Regions from separate parts of the Homo sapiens genome. Here region 2 is linked to region 1. The links are chromatin contacts, found by Hi-C in ENCODE. All regions are on one chromosome and are shown on one strand. Each heading gives the region's core, a stretch centred on a gene start or an enhancer-like site at or near the end of the contact. The rest is flanking DNA. Distances are from core to core; before and after follow the strand shown.

Evidence for each region. Hi-C counts contacts between places; a loop is a spot of excess contacts on that map. Pooled maps may share reads with other maps.
Region 2: a pooled map shows a loop between it and region 1 (8-fold over the local background). The contact joins two enhancer-like sites. A Hi-C loop is called at or near these places in 9 of 37 single-sample maps with no recorded cell type and 4 of 50 pooled maps.

What each region holds. Positions count from the first base shown.
Region 1 is chr1:87,058,226-87,065,263 of GRCh38, forward strand. All of the region lies in intron 1 of HS2ST1 (heparan sulfate 2-O-sulfotransferase 1), which reads left to right. Among named protein-coding and RNA genes, the nearest start is that of LINC01140, 68 kb to the right of the region's middle. Within about 2 kb of position 3,751, at least 3 of the 41 ENCODE cell types and tissues checked have a DNase peak (open chromatin) inside an H3K27ac peak, as active enhancers do.
Region 2 is chr1:87,447,722-87,454,936 of GRCh38, forward strand. LOC105378834 (a long non-coding RNA gene) reads left to right here. Exons shown (of 4, transcript XR_947565.3): 3 at 1,513-1,624; 4 at 3,058-7,215. It also overlaps the pseudogene RNA5SP52. Among named protein-coding and RNA genes, the nearest start is that of LINC01364, 80 kb to the left of the region's middle. RefSeq lists an enhancer at 1,872-2,251. Within about 2 kb of position 1,735, at least 12 of the 41 ENCODE cell types and tissues checked have a DNase peak (open chromatin) inside an H3K27ac peak, as active enhancers do.

The sequences.
Region 1 (7,038 bases), core at 2,501-5,000:
CTCCAGAGACTAATAACTTACCACCCCCTAAACTGCCTGTGTCTTTACTTTGCACTACTAATTATTTGAAAGCCCGTTCTCTCTTGAGCCACAGTCATATCTTTTTTTCTGGAGTAATGCTACAAAAAGGATTCTGCCTCTTTTTCACAATAACTTTTCAAGTATTTCAAGAGACTGTTAGTCATTTTTATGGATTTTCTCTTAGCTAAGTGCACTGTTTTGTTTTGTTTTTTTTTAAGTTTTTTATGTGGCATGATCCATCCAGCTCATTCCCATTCTGGAGTACTCTAGCTTTTAACGTGTGCCTGAAATGACACATAATAGCCCTGTGTGACTAAATACAAATTTCTTAGGAACTGTTCCTTCCTGTGACTTGAAACATTAATTACTGTGTTTTGGTTAGGAGTATAAGCTTTGGTATCAGACAGATGAGGGTGTGAATTCTGACTTTTTTCCCCTGTAATTCATATCTCTGAGTCTAAATTCCGTAATGTTACCATATAGGATTATTGCAAGAATTAGGTGAAGTAATGTACATTTAAACATGAACCGTTGGCTGGGTGCGGTGGCTCACGACTGTAATCCTGGCACTTTGGGAGGCCGAGGCGGGGAATCATGAGGTCAGGAGATCAAACCATCCTGGCTAACATGGTGAAACTCCATCTCTACTAAAAATACAAAAAATTAGCCAGGCGTGGTAGCAGGTGCCTGTAGTCCCAGCTACTCGGGAGGTTGAGGCAGGAGAATGGCGTGAACCCAGGAGGCAGAGCTTGCAGTGAGCCGAGATCACACCACTGCACTCCAACCTGGGCAACAGAGTGAGACTCCGTCTCAAAAAAATAAAAAATGAATAAAATATGAAGCATTGTTCCTGGCTCACAGTAAAGGCTCAAAGTAGAAGCACTTGTTACACTGATAATTATATACCTATTGGCACAGCCTAAAATTGCCATACGTTTTTTTGCAGCTGCTTCACATTACTGTTAATATTATAATCATTATGCTAGTATATTTGTTGTTTATCAGCTTGTGCTACTACTCAGGCTTTTATGCCTTCTCCAATTAGCCATCCCCACATCTTGAAAGCCAGCTCTGTCCTTTTAAGGCTGAACTTACTCAGTGTATTTTCCAGAAGGTTTTTCTCCAATTCTTGGATCCAGAAGTATTTTGTTCTTACTTATGGCATTTGTTACAGTGGCATTTGTTCAATTTTGTACAAGATAGACTATGAAAATAGGAACAGTTCACTTGAGAAATTTATAAAGAGATGAGGGATGATGAGATTAATGTCTTAATAAAGCTCAAGAAAAAGGAAAAGCATGTATAGTTGGACTCCCCATTTTGTATCAGCGTACTTATTTCAAGTGACTGAAATGAGTAAAGAAAGAAGCCTTGAAGTCAGCTCACCTATGATTTTTAACTATGATATTTTGTATTTTAAAAATAGATACTTGGTGCAGGTGTTATTGGCAGACAGAAGTAAGAGGCTAGGGTGAACAGGCTATGGGCGTCTGGTAAAAGAATTTTTTTCCCAAAAATGCTCTGGGAGTTTCATTCCCAAAAGATGGATGCAGGTAAATCTGACTCTGGTCAGTACAATCAAGGCAAATTGGTGTTTTTCTAAACTGTGAATTGGGAGAGGATTCTACTTACAATTTGAATAATAGGTCTCATCTCTATACTTATTCTGGTACATTTAAAGAAAAACTTAGGCCCTATATTGGACCTACTTCAGACCTTACAATCCATATAGTAACCCATAAATAAGTAAAACCTTTGTATGTTGTGATTTTTTTTCCCTATTCAAGAATGATACCTAGAATATTATACAATTACTAATTTGGGGAATGATATCAAGAATTATGTTGTTTTTGGCTTTGGTTGTGGTTTTTTATAACTTTAAATTTTGAGATAATTATATATTCACAGGAAGTTGCAAAGATAGTACAGCATGTTTTTCTTTTAAGCACCTGGAAGACAACCATCTTCTGTCCCTCTGTTTCACTTATTTACCATGCCTATTTCAAAGGAATGTTGCAGGAAACAATTGCAAAATGCTTTTGCAATCCCAAAATAAAATATATCAAATAATTTTAAAAGGCATTTGCAAAAAAAAGGTAGTTCTATAATATTGTAGTGCTGTATTTAACTATAAGGCTCTACCTCTTCCTATAATAGAAATAGACAAAATCTCAGACAATCAGTATAATGTGGAACATGAGCTCTAGAGTCACATTGACCTGTAATGGTATCCTGACATCAGTAAACAGCTGGTGATCACTTAAAGAGACTCAGTTTTCTTATTTAAATGGGGATAATAATTCTGCCTCTCATGATATGATGTATATAAACCACAACACAGCATGGGTGTAACAGATGATATACATAAAACACTTAAAGCATAGTGAGAATTCAATGTTAGCTATTACCAATACTATTTTTTCATGTAGGTGATTAGTGTATTTCTCAGATTGATAATAAAAGAAGGTTATAACTTATAAGGATTTCACATTGTTAAATTAATGTAATAACTGTAGAAAAGTATAGCCATAGCCAAGCTTGGCAAGTACATTTAGTAAAATATAACTCATATTCCTTTAACGTAGTAACCTTAGCAATAACACAAAAAGAAAAGAATTGGTGTTTTTTGGATTGATGGGGTATTTAATAATTACTTTAATGTTTTTATCTAATAGATCATCTCAGGAGCATTAACTCCAATATATTTTTAGTGAGAACCTTATCACAGATGAAGTTGTGAAAGAAAATTTGATATTTATTTTGTAATGTATTTTCAGAATGTTAAGGATTAACATATATTTAATGTGGAAGCATTATGTTTGTTTAAAAGATGTGTCTAATAAGGGCCTACAAAAATTTATTGTACATGAAGATACTCAATAAATATTGTTAAATTGAGAATAAATGACTAATTTATAAACAGTTAAATATTTTATAATTTGTTTTTAATGTTATTATTAAAATGAACCTGTATTATAAGATCTCAATATTTGGTAATTTTTTTGAAGTGAAACAAACATAAGTTAGCCATTTTACAGGGAACAATTCACTGGCATTTGGAACATTCACAATATTGTACAAGCACCATCTCTATCTAGTTCCAAAACATTACTCCAAAGGAAACCCCATCACCGTTAATCGGGTGCTTTCCATTTCTCCCTCCCCCCATTCCCTGGCAACCACCAATATATTAATATATACTGTTTCATTTTTACCTATTCTGGATATTTCATATTAATCTAATTATATATGACCTTCGGTATCTGGCTTCTTAGCATATTTTTGATGTTCATCTATATTGTATTACTAACATATATGAGTACTTCATTCCTTTCTATAGTTGCATAATATTCTATTGCTCTGTATATAGTACCACAATTTATTTGTTCATTCATCTGTTGATGGACATTTGGATTGTTTCTACCTTTTGGCTATAGTGAGTTAGTGCTTTAAACATTTATAAGTATTTGAGTACCTGTTTTCAGTTCTCTGGGGTGGTATATACCTTGGAGTAGAATTACTGAGGTATTTGGTAATTCTGTTTAACTTTTTTGAGAAACTGCCAAACTGTTTTTCATCATGACTTCACCATGTTACATCCCCTCCAGCAATGTATGAGGGTTACAATTTGTCACTTCCTCACTAACATTTGTTATTTTCCTATTCTTTTCTCTTTTTTTTTTTTTAAGTTTTTGGTTTATCTGTTTTTAATTATAGCCATCCTAGTGTGTATGAAGTGGTACTTTGTTGTGGTTTTGATTTGCATGTCCCAGTGACTAATGATGTTGAACATCTGTTCATGTTTGTTAGTCATTTGTATATCTTCTTTGATTATTGATTAGAGACTGTTCTTTTCTAAAGTCTGCATACAGTGCTGTAAATTTCCCTCTCAGTCCTGCCTTAACTGTGTCCCACAAATTTTGATTTGCTTATTTTCATTTTCATTCATGTCAATGTATTTTTAAAATTTCCCTTGACATTTCTATTTATTTGTCTTCTGTTCTGTTTTTTTCACTTCTGTTTTCTCTTTCTGCATTCCTGTGGGTTACTTATATTTTTTTTTAGAATTGCATTTTGATTTGAGTTTAATGTCTTTATATAGTCTTTTTCATGCTTGTTTTACATATTTTATTATATAAATGTCACCTGTCAGTTCACTGGTATCATTTTACCAATTCAGGTGAAGTATAGAAACCTTACCTCCACTTTTGTCTTTTTATTCTCCCTCACTTACAATGTAATTGTCTTAAATATTTGCTCTGCCTTCATTTAGAGCCACATCACAGAATGCCGTAATAATTTTGCTTTCTCTGTCAAACTTGCTTTTGAAAACTCAAGAGGAAAGGGAAAGTTTATTGTATTTACACATATTTTTACTCTCCATTTTTTTGTTTGTTCTTTCTGATGTTTTAAGATTTCTTCTTTTATCTTTTCCTTTTTGTTTATTTATAGAGTTTTTTTAGCCAGTCTTTTAGGGTAGGTCTACTGGCAATAAATGCTAATTTTCTTTCATGTGAGTTACTTTCCCTTTCATTCCTGAAAATTATTTTCTCTAGGTATACGATTATTTTATTTCAGCACTTGAAAAACATTGTGCCACTTCCTATTGGCTCCATGGTTCGTGATAAGAAATCTGCTGTTAATCCAGTTTTCTCTTGTAGGCTTCATACAGGTGCATTCAAGACTTTTTTTGTCTTTTGTTTTCAGAAGTTTGATTATGATATGTCTTGACATGGATATCTTTGGGTTTACCTTATTTGGAGTTTGTTCAGCTTCTCTATCTAAATGTTTATGTCTCTTTTTAAGTGTGTAAAGTTGTCAGCCATAATTTCTTTGAGCACTTTTCAACCCTGCTTTCTTTCTCCTATTCTTTTAAGACTCTGTGACACCAATGTTAGATCTTTTGTTCTAGACCACAGTTTCTTGAGCTCTTGTTTGTTTTTGTTTCTCCTTTTCTTGGTCTGTTTTCCCACTGCTGTTAGGTTCAGTAATTTCTTTTGTTTTTTCTTTCAGTTCATTAAACTTTTCTTCATCTCTTCCATTCTGCTGTTGAACCCATTCACTGAGCTTTTTATTTTAGTTCGTGTATTTCCATTTGGTTCTTTTTTGAGACAAAGTCTCGCTCTGTTGCCCAGGCTGGAGTGCAATGGCGTGACTTCCGCTCACCGCAGCCTCTGCTTCCCAGGTTCAAGTGATTCTCCTGCCTCATCCTCCTGAGTAGCTGAGACTACAGGCATGCACCACCACGCCTGGCTAATTTTTGTATTTTTGGTAGAGACAAGGTTTCACTCTGTTGGCCAGGCTGGTCTTGAACTCCTGACCTCATGATCCACCCGCCTCGGCTTCCCTAAATGCTGGGATTACAAGCGTGAGCTACCATGCCCGGCCTGGTTCTTTTTTTGTATCTTCATTTTCTCTACTGAGATTGTATTTGCTGGGGCTTTCCATTTTTTTCGTTTGGTTCAAGCATGTTCATAATTGCTCATTAAAGAATTTTTATCGTGGCTGCTTTAAGTCTTTGATAAATTTTAACATTCCTGTTATTTTGGTGTTGGTCATTTCTTGATTGTCTTTATTCATTGAGTTTGAGATCCTGCTGGTTCTTGGTATGATGAATAAGTATTTTATAGAAACCTGAGCATTTTTGTATTATAAGACTCTGGGTCTAATTATAATCTTCTGTTTCCTTGCTTGGACTCCACTGATACTGCAGAGGTGCCTTGTTACCTGCTGTCTGAGATGAAAGTCCTGACCCTGTACTTGGCCTTCTCTGACATCACCCCATCAGGGATATTGGGCATTGTGAGGGTGGAAGTCTAGGCTCCCTACTTGTCCTGTACAGTTGGTGGGGGGGCCGGTTTTTCCTATGAAATTGGCTACTGTAGAGTGGTTATTATCTAAGCTTTCTATCTTGCTATGCTGTTCCTTTCCTGGTCCTTTGGCTACAGAGAATAGGTTTTTGTAGGGATTCTTTTGTCTGTACCTGTTTCTAGATTGCCAGCTTCTATAGCTCCAAGTCTGGAATGTATGAGGCATAAATAAAACTTAGGGCAACTCAGCACTTTATTGTCCTTAGGTCCCAGGGGTTCCAGTAGTCTACTGTCTTCTCTTTTAGAGTCTTACATTTGTTTCATGTATTGTGTGCCAGTATTTTAGGTGTACTCAGAAGGGGCAATAGTGAAACATAAGTCTACTCCATCTTCCCTTAAAGTGGAAGTCACTGTTAGCTCTTTTTTATAGGATGATTCATATAACCATAACTTGTAAGTTTTAATGGTACCATATGCATCCCTGTTGACTATCTGGAAACCACACAAGAAAGCATTTGTCAGTGTTCAGAATCTCTCTACCTTGCATATAGAAATTTATTTTGTTAGTCCCCCATGGTGATTGTGCTCAGGGAGACTGATTCAAGCTAATAATACTCTTTTTGAGACAGGGGCTTGCTCTGTCATCCAGGCTGGAGCGCAGTGGTGTGAACATGGCTCACTGCAGCCTCAAACTCCTGGGCTCAGGCAATCTACCCACCTCAGCTTCCCGAGTAGCTGGGACTACAGGCATGCACCACCACACTCAGCTAATTTTTAAAAATTTTTAGTAGAGACAAGGTGTTGCCGTGTTGCTCAGGCTGGTCTTGAACTCCTCAGCTCAAGTAAGTGATCTTCCTGCCTTGGCTTCCCAAAGTGCTGGGATTACAGACATGAGCTACCGCACCTGGCCAGGCTAACAATACTCTTAAGAAAATAGTGTATACAGTCAGACAGTCAATTTACTTAATTCTCAGTGATTACAAAACATTACTTCCATGAGGATCAGATGGTGTTTGGCTGGGCAGTCAACTCACAGTAAGTGATGCTGAAGCAAGAATCAGTTAAATAGCCTCACAACAGCTTTCTTTTGGTGCATCTGTATTGCTCACTATTCCTCATTGTGTATTCATTTTATGGGGAATGAGTTACACGTCAGAGCAGTTATTGGAGATGCACACAGCTCAAGATTCATTCCTAGAAAATGCAA
Region 2 (7,215 bases), core at 485-2,984, 390 kb after region 1:
AAATGACAGTTGACCTGGTAGCCTTTGGGGATGTTTGTGTTCCTCCTCCCAGCAGATTGCCTTCCTTGGGCAACAGGCACTGCTCCTCTCTCATGTGTCAGAAAATCAGTGTGAAACTAGCTATCAAAGCGTACAACCGTCTATCACGTTGACCATCACATTATTCTTTGTGACTTGGGAGAACTCCCCTGTTTTCTCAAATCTCTATCTGCTGAGAATTAGGAACCATTTCTATACAATAAAGAACTATTGCTCACCAGAAAGTATATTCTACTTTCTTGTGGAAGAAAACTTATGACATTGAACTTGACAAAAAGGCATTTTCACAAGCTCAAATAAAACCAGTTTTCTCCATCTCCCCTCCCGCCTCTGTTGGCTCAAGTAATGAGCAACTGAAGGATACCACACTGCAAAGGAGATGTTGGGCTTCAGGCTGAAGCAAATCTGGGCTAACCAGAGTTAATCAAATTCTTTATAAATAAAATGAATTGTGCCACGCTAACTTAGATGTTTCAGAGAAACACTAACATATTTTTTTTAACTGATTTCTTGAATTTTTAAAAAAACTACTGCTCCTTTCCTTTGGGTAAGTGAGGAGGCAATAGGGTCTTGAGAATCACCAGGACAGCCAGACTCTGTTAGTTTACTTTCAGGTGAATACATTAGGTTCTGGGTAGATAGGCAGAGCTACTATACACTGCGCCTAAAACATCACAATGGAGAGGTGTATGTGTGTTTGTTGCGGGTGGAGGGGCCTGGTCCTGAGATTTATCAAGCCTGCCTTATGGGTACTGACTTGACTGGTTCATCTACTTTAGGGACGATGAGAATATACTCCCCTGCCCCAAATTATATTTTATCCAGGTGCCATGGTGTCTGACACTCCATCTGTAATGGTTCATTCCTTTGGCTTTCTTTCCTGCTTTTAAAATGAACATTCTCTTGGTTTGTGCAAAACACTAAACTACTTTACAAAGGCAGATACGCTAATGTAGGAAACTGCTTTGTTTTCCTTTGGTTGAAAAGGACTAGTGGAGCTGCAGGAAGCTTGGAAGTTCATCAGTGGGAATGGAGGGAGGCTGCCAAGAAGGTGAGGGGAAGGGGAAGGGCCACAGACACAGATTTTGTCTACTTGGGAATTTTGAATGGGATTGACCCTACCACTCAGTAATAGTTAAAAATGAAACAAAACAAAAAACAAGGGTTTTGAGTGTTGTTTGAATCCAAGTGTACTATTTCAATAGTGGAACTGAGCAAGACTTATAAAGCTGGCATAGGGAAGGGTGATTAGGATTGCAAACATAAGCATGAGGTGTAAATCATGACATTTATTTTGGCATGGAAGCCAGATCATTGTTTGAGGAACACCTTTTGAAACCCAAATGTAGAGGGCAGAAAATGGTGTTGGCTTTTTACACTATTTCTCTCTTTTTGAGGTAAGTCAGAGAGTTGAGTTATGAAGCATTAAAAGATCATTTTTTTCCCACATTCAATTTTCTTCTTTGCACTTAGGGAAAACCTTTTAGGCCAAAGACCATCTGAAGTGGCCCTGGTTCCTCCATGTTTAACTCACTGGCCCCTAATTTCTGCTGGACCTTCATTTCAGTCGACTGTGTTTCAGGAGGTAAGTGATTCTGGTGACCTCACTGTAGGGAGACAGGAGCCTCTGGCAAGTTACCAAACTGCTGGCCTATTCTACATGAGCCAGGCTCTTTGCTTTGGCAGAGGAAAGCAGTGCTGTTTTAGGTCAACAGTCAAATGTGTCCCGGAAGTTGTTAAGTGCGTGGGGCATTCTAACCACTGCTGCTGGTGGAGAGACCTGGCTGTCGCCTGCATCTCACTTTCAGAATGTGGCCCTGATTAAGCTCCGCAGGTAGAGTTCTGGTTTCTAAGAAGGGTACAAGGCCTGAGGACATGCTGGTATTTCTTCCTCATGCTGCTGCTGAGGACACAGAGAAGGGTGTTCTGGCCAAATTAGCCAGTTATTGGTTCCCCAAATAACTTTGGTTTTAGACACCTGACTTGACTCTGTGAGTGAGTGGGAGGCTGTTTTCTCTGACTGGTTTTGCATCTTGGCTTTCATGTCTCTACATGAACATTCAGCCCACAAATTTCTGTTATCTAATCAGGCGCATCAGTCCGTGATGGAGATGAGAGGGGAGGAACACCCCTTTGACTCAGATTTTGCACAAACAAAATTCAGTCTTGTTAGCAATGGCAGGAAGAGTAGCCACGGCTGCTCAGATCAGATCTTTCCCTGACAATCTGCAGGGCAGTGCAAGTGGGTGAAGAGTTTTTATGGCAAGATAAGCAATGCAAGGGCCCCAACTTGGTATACTAAATAAAATTAAAATGTCAATATTTACACATGACCTTCAAGGCTCTTCCACTCTTGCTTTCTTAGTATTCAGTACAGACTGCATTTTCTTTAGTCCGTTACCAACAGCTTGGAAATTCAGTTAGAGGACATAACCCAAATGTTCTCCAAATGTTGCTTCCAAATGGTCATCTTGAAAAGTGCTGTTTTAAGGCATGCAACCTTTCTGCACCGAGAGAGGGCTGTCGCTCTGCCTACCCAACTGTAGGGGAATTATCCAAAGATTAAAACCACTGATGATAAAGATAGTGCCACACAGCATATTTTAATTTGTTGATAATGAAAGCACAAGAGGCCTTTTTACAGGCTTCTTGAAGCCTTACTATTGTGTGTTGCACATTCAACCCCAGCTTGTGTGCTGACACAAACAAATAAACGTGATCATAACGGTTGAAATGTAGTTAGAAACACAATTGAGAACATCTGTATTGTAAGCAGAAATACATTAGAAATACTGAAGTGTTTTGTAGCTGTGAAAATGAAGGAATAAAAAAATAACCCACAGTACCTGGATTAAGCAGTTATAAATAATGTATAAAGCAAAAATCTCATTACCCCCTGTGTAAACTCCCCCCCAATGAAATATATTTTATGAATGTAGTAACACTGTAATAACCAAAGCATTTGTTTTTCCCCACAAACTTTCCATTTCATAACTGTGAGATTGTTTGGATTTACAGATTCGGGCCACAACACCCCTGAGTTTACCGGTTTTGGTTTCTTCCTTGTGACCTTCGGCTCCAGGATGCAGCACAGCTCCTCACTGCACTATTTATCAGAATGTTGCTCTGCATGCTTGAAAGTTTCCCCAAACAGAGGTACATAAAAACAAACAGAGGCGAAACACAAATCCCATCAGCCCTGGAGGAAAAGGCCCTGAAGCTCTTCCAGTGCAGAGGCCACGCAGAGGACAGGCTCCTACCTGTGCACATCAGCCACGCCTGGGGCGCCTCCTGGAGTCCAGGCTGCTGGCAATGGAATTCATCATGTTGCTGATGTCACTGTAAGTTAAGTCGCAGCTGCCAGCTGAGCTATGGGACAGTTTGAGGGATGGCCAGAAGGTTTCTCCTGGATGCCATCTTCAGCATACCTAGGAACCAGAGAAAATGCAATTCTTCGCATGCCCATCTCACTCCTGCAGCCTGGGGTCCCTCTTCAGTTTATTTTTTTATTTTTTTATTTTTTTATCATAAGCACATAGTCAGGCTCTGGGACATCATGGAACCCAGCAGCCTGCTGAAAGGTGAAGCACAAGTCTAAAGTCCTGTTAGTTATGAAATCCAGCTCTCCTGGATTAGGCAAGGGGAAAACCACATCTTTAAGATACACTAGGGCAAGAAGTAAAGTATGGAGAGCTGGCTCAACGAAATTTTGTGTATAATAGGAGCCGTCCTATGACTAATTGTCACCTGTCTCAGAGACCTCATGATTATTTCTGAGCTTTAACCAATGAATTAATGTGGGTTCTACCTGGCTCTTCTAACGTCTTTGGAATGGTTCCTCAGGGAACCACAGCTATCCATAGAGATAACAACCTGAATACAAGCCCATCGCCCGATCAGATGCTGCTCTTACTTGCATGACTTGGTTCTATTCTTGCCCAGTCCCACTGGGATAGCAGTGGTAGCTAAACAGCTAAGCAGAGTGACCTCATTAGATTCTCCTCTAGTATAAAGTCACATGTTAACTCATTTTTGGACTCATAGTCAGAAACTTGTAATTTTTCCTCATTTTGGTATGCAGCTATTGCACAGTGGGGGAAATATGAGTCAAAAGACTTGCTCTTATATTCCATCTTCCCCCTCATTGCCTGGGTGTCTTTGGACCAGTTAATCTTTGAGCCTCAGTTATCTAGAAAATGGGGACACTGCTACTTTATATATTTTTTTTTAGTGGGACCTAGATAAGGTAATATAAATAAAGGGGCTTTATTTATATATTGAATGGCATGATGTTAGGATTACCAAAAGGAAATAGCTATTCTACTTACATTACAATGTGGTTTGAGGATCAAATTCAATAAAATATGTGAAGAGGGCTTTGAAAACTAGAAAGAGCTAAGCAATGCAAAATGCGTCGCTGCACTTGAATGTAATGGCTGGTGTCATGTCAGCTGGATTAACTGTGGTCACTAGTTCTCATATATCCATTTGCTAGAGTAGCTGAGTCCTCTGGACTACGAAAAAGGGCACAGAAGCTACAGATACGAGATCTGGTACTATCTTTATCACTACCTTTTTATTGTGAGCACCTCAATCATTTTGAGATATTTGTCTCATTTCTTTTACTTTGAATATGCAAAAACAACAGTCACCTCCTAATATGGCTGTTGGGAAAACACAACTGAAATGGATTCAGAAAATAGCTTTTAAGGACAAAGTTATGTGAAGGACATAAATTGTGCATGAAGTCTTTCAGCAATGAATAGGCACATCTCCACATACCCCAGGATCTTAAGCTGATAATGTAACAACAAGAACCTATTGAATCAGGACAAGGTGATGGTTCTGCTCCTGTGGCAATCTAGGTCTCAGAATCTGGTATGCAGGCAGGGTGTAGAGAGCAGATTGCATTTTCAGGAGAAAGGTTAAGCTTGAATGTTTTGGACAGGAGGTGGTTAGATGCATTTTTAAAAAGTCCTTGAATTTACCTGATGATTTTTGTGTCCTTGTGATGGTTGTAGCCCATTCCAGGATATGAATAAATTTAGCAACACAAAGGAGGTCATTTAAAAATCTTTCCCTCAGATGCTCCACTTCCTCTTCCTTCTAGCTTTCTCCTCTTCTTCACTAATTTGGCAACCTGCAAGGCTGCCCTTTTGATCACTGGCAGTTTAGAATAGTGATAAGTGGTTTTGGAAAATGTTATTGAAACTTTTATAGGAGAGTGGTGGAAAGATGGAGATTTCTAGAAAACCCTTAATAGAAGAGATCCATTTTACTTAATTATTTATTTATTTTTAGTTTTAAAACATTATTTTATTTTGAATTAATTTTAGACTTTAAGAAATTGCAAAAATACTAGAAAGTGTTACTTTAATCCCTCACCCTGCTTCTGCTTATGTTGACTGTCTCTCATCATCTTAATATGATTATCAAGAATAGGAAATTGATGTTGGTACAATATTTTTAACTAAGCTACAGACTGCATCTGATATTCACCAGTTTTCCTGCAGATATCATTTTTCTGCCATCCGAGTACTAACCAGACCCGACCCTGCTTAGCTTCCAAGATCAGACAAGATTGGGTGTGTTCAGGGTGGTATGGCTAGAGACCCAAATATCATTTTTCTGTCTCAGGAGCCTATCCAGGACCCCACATTGTATTGAGTTGTATTTCTCCCTAGTTGACTCCAATCTGTGACAGTTCCCTGGTCTTTCCTTGTCCTTCATAACTTTGGCACTTTTCGAAGGATACTGATTGTTACCAGTGGAAGGTATCCGAGTTACCAGCGGCAAATCCATACGGGTCTGCAGCAACCTCAATTCTTGCCCCCTCAAAAGAAATAATTTGACTGAGGGGCATAAAGCAGAAAAAGAGATCAAGGCAACTTTCAGAGTAGGAGTGGGAGTTTATTTAAAAAGACTTTAGAAAAGGAAAGAAAAGAAAGTACGCTTGGAAGAGACCCAAGTGGGCATGTGAAGGTCAATTGTAGTGTTTAACCTTGATCCTAGGACTTTATAGGCTGGCCTCTTTCCCATGATTCTTCCTTTAAAGGGGGCTGCCCTCATGCACAGTGCCCTCCTTACCCTTGGGAGTTGAGCATGTGCACTGTGTTTAGGAAGTTGTATGCATGCCCATTGGAGGCTTTCTTCCCTTTTCTCATGGCATGACCCTGGAAGGCCATACTCTGCCATTTTATCTCCTAATGCACATGTCTGGGAAGTTGTGTTTCCCTGGTACCTACATTAAGTTCACACTTTAGTGCAACAGGTGCAGACAATCAGGAAATGGCCTCTCCCTGGCGCTGGCTGCCAATTTATCACTTTTAGAGAGGCAATGTGATAATTGCCAAACCATCACCTGACATTTTTAGTGGGTGGGGGAAGAGCCCTCTCCTGCCCTGCTTATGCCTGTCTACCTATAAATACACTGATGAGTAATTTGGTAGAATGTCCTTCATTTTAGGTTTGTCTAACGTTTTGTCATGATTAGAGTGAGGTTATGCCATTTTGGCAAGAATACCACAGAAATGATACTATATCCCTTTTCAGCACATCATGCCAAGGGATTCATGATGTTGATATGCCTTATTAATGGTGATATTTACTTTGAGCACTCCATTAGGTTAGTGTCTGCTGGTTTCTCCATTATAAAACCACCTTTGCAAAAATTATAACAGTGAGAAAATTATGACAGTGAAAGAGATCTGATCTAACCAACCCCCATCTTGCTTTTAACCTCCAAAATGCCTTACTCATTTCTGGGCTTAGGCCAAGTTAACTTTGGGAGAAGTTTAGTTTATAGTTTAACAGATTATATCCCTTCCTCAAAACTAAACCACCTTTGTGTAAAGCTGATGAAAGACCACCAGATTAGGAGGATGAAAGGAACCTGAATTCTGTTAACATGTAGATATAAATGATTACCAGCCATTATTCCAGAGGTCACAAGATTTGCAACTTCCCAATTACTCCTGCAGATAACATCACTATTGTAGAACCTAAGATTGGCCTTTTGAGATGACTTTTCAGATTTTTGTGTTTCTGAAAATGGATGGCTCCACCCAGACCCACCAACTGGTCCTGGCTCCACCCAGAAGTGGACTTAGCTTCTCATGAGGACCATTTTCCACACCCCTATGATTGCACCCCCAACCAATCAGCAGCACCCATTCC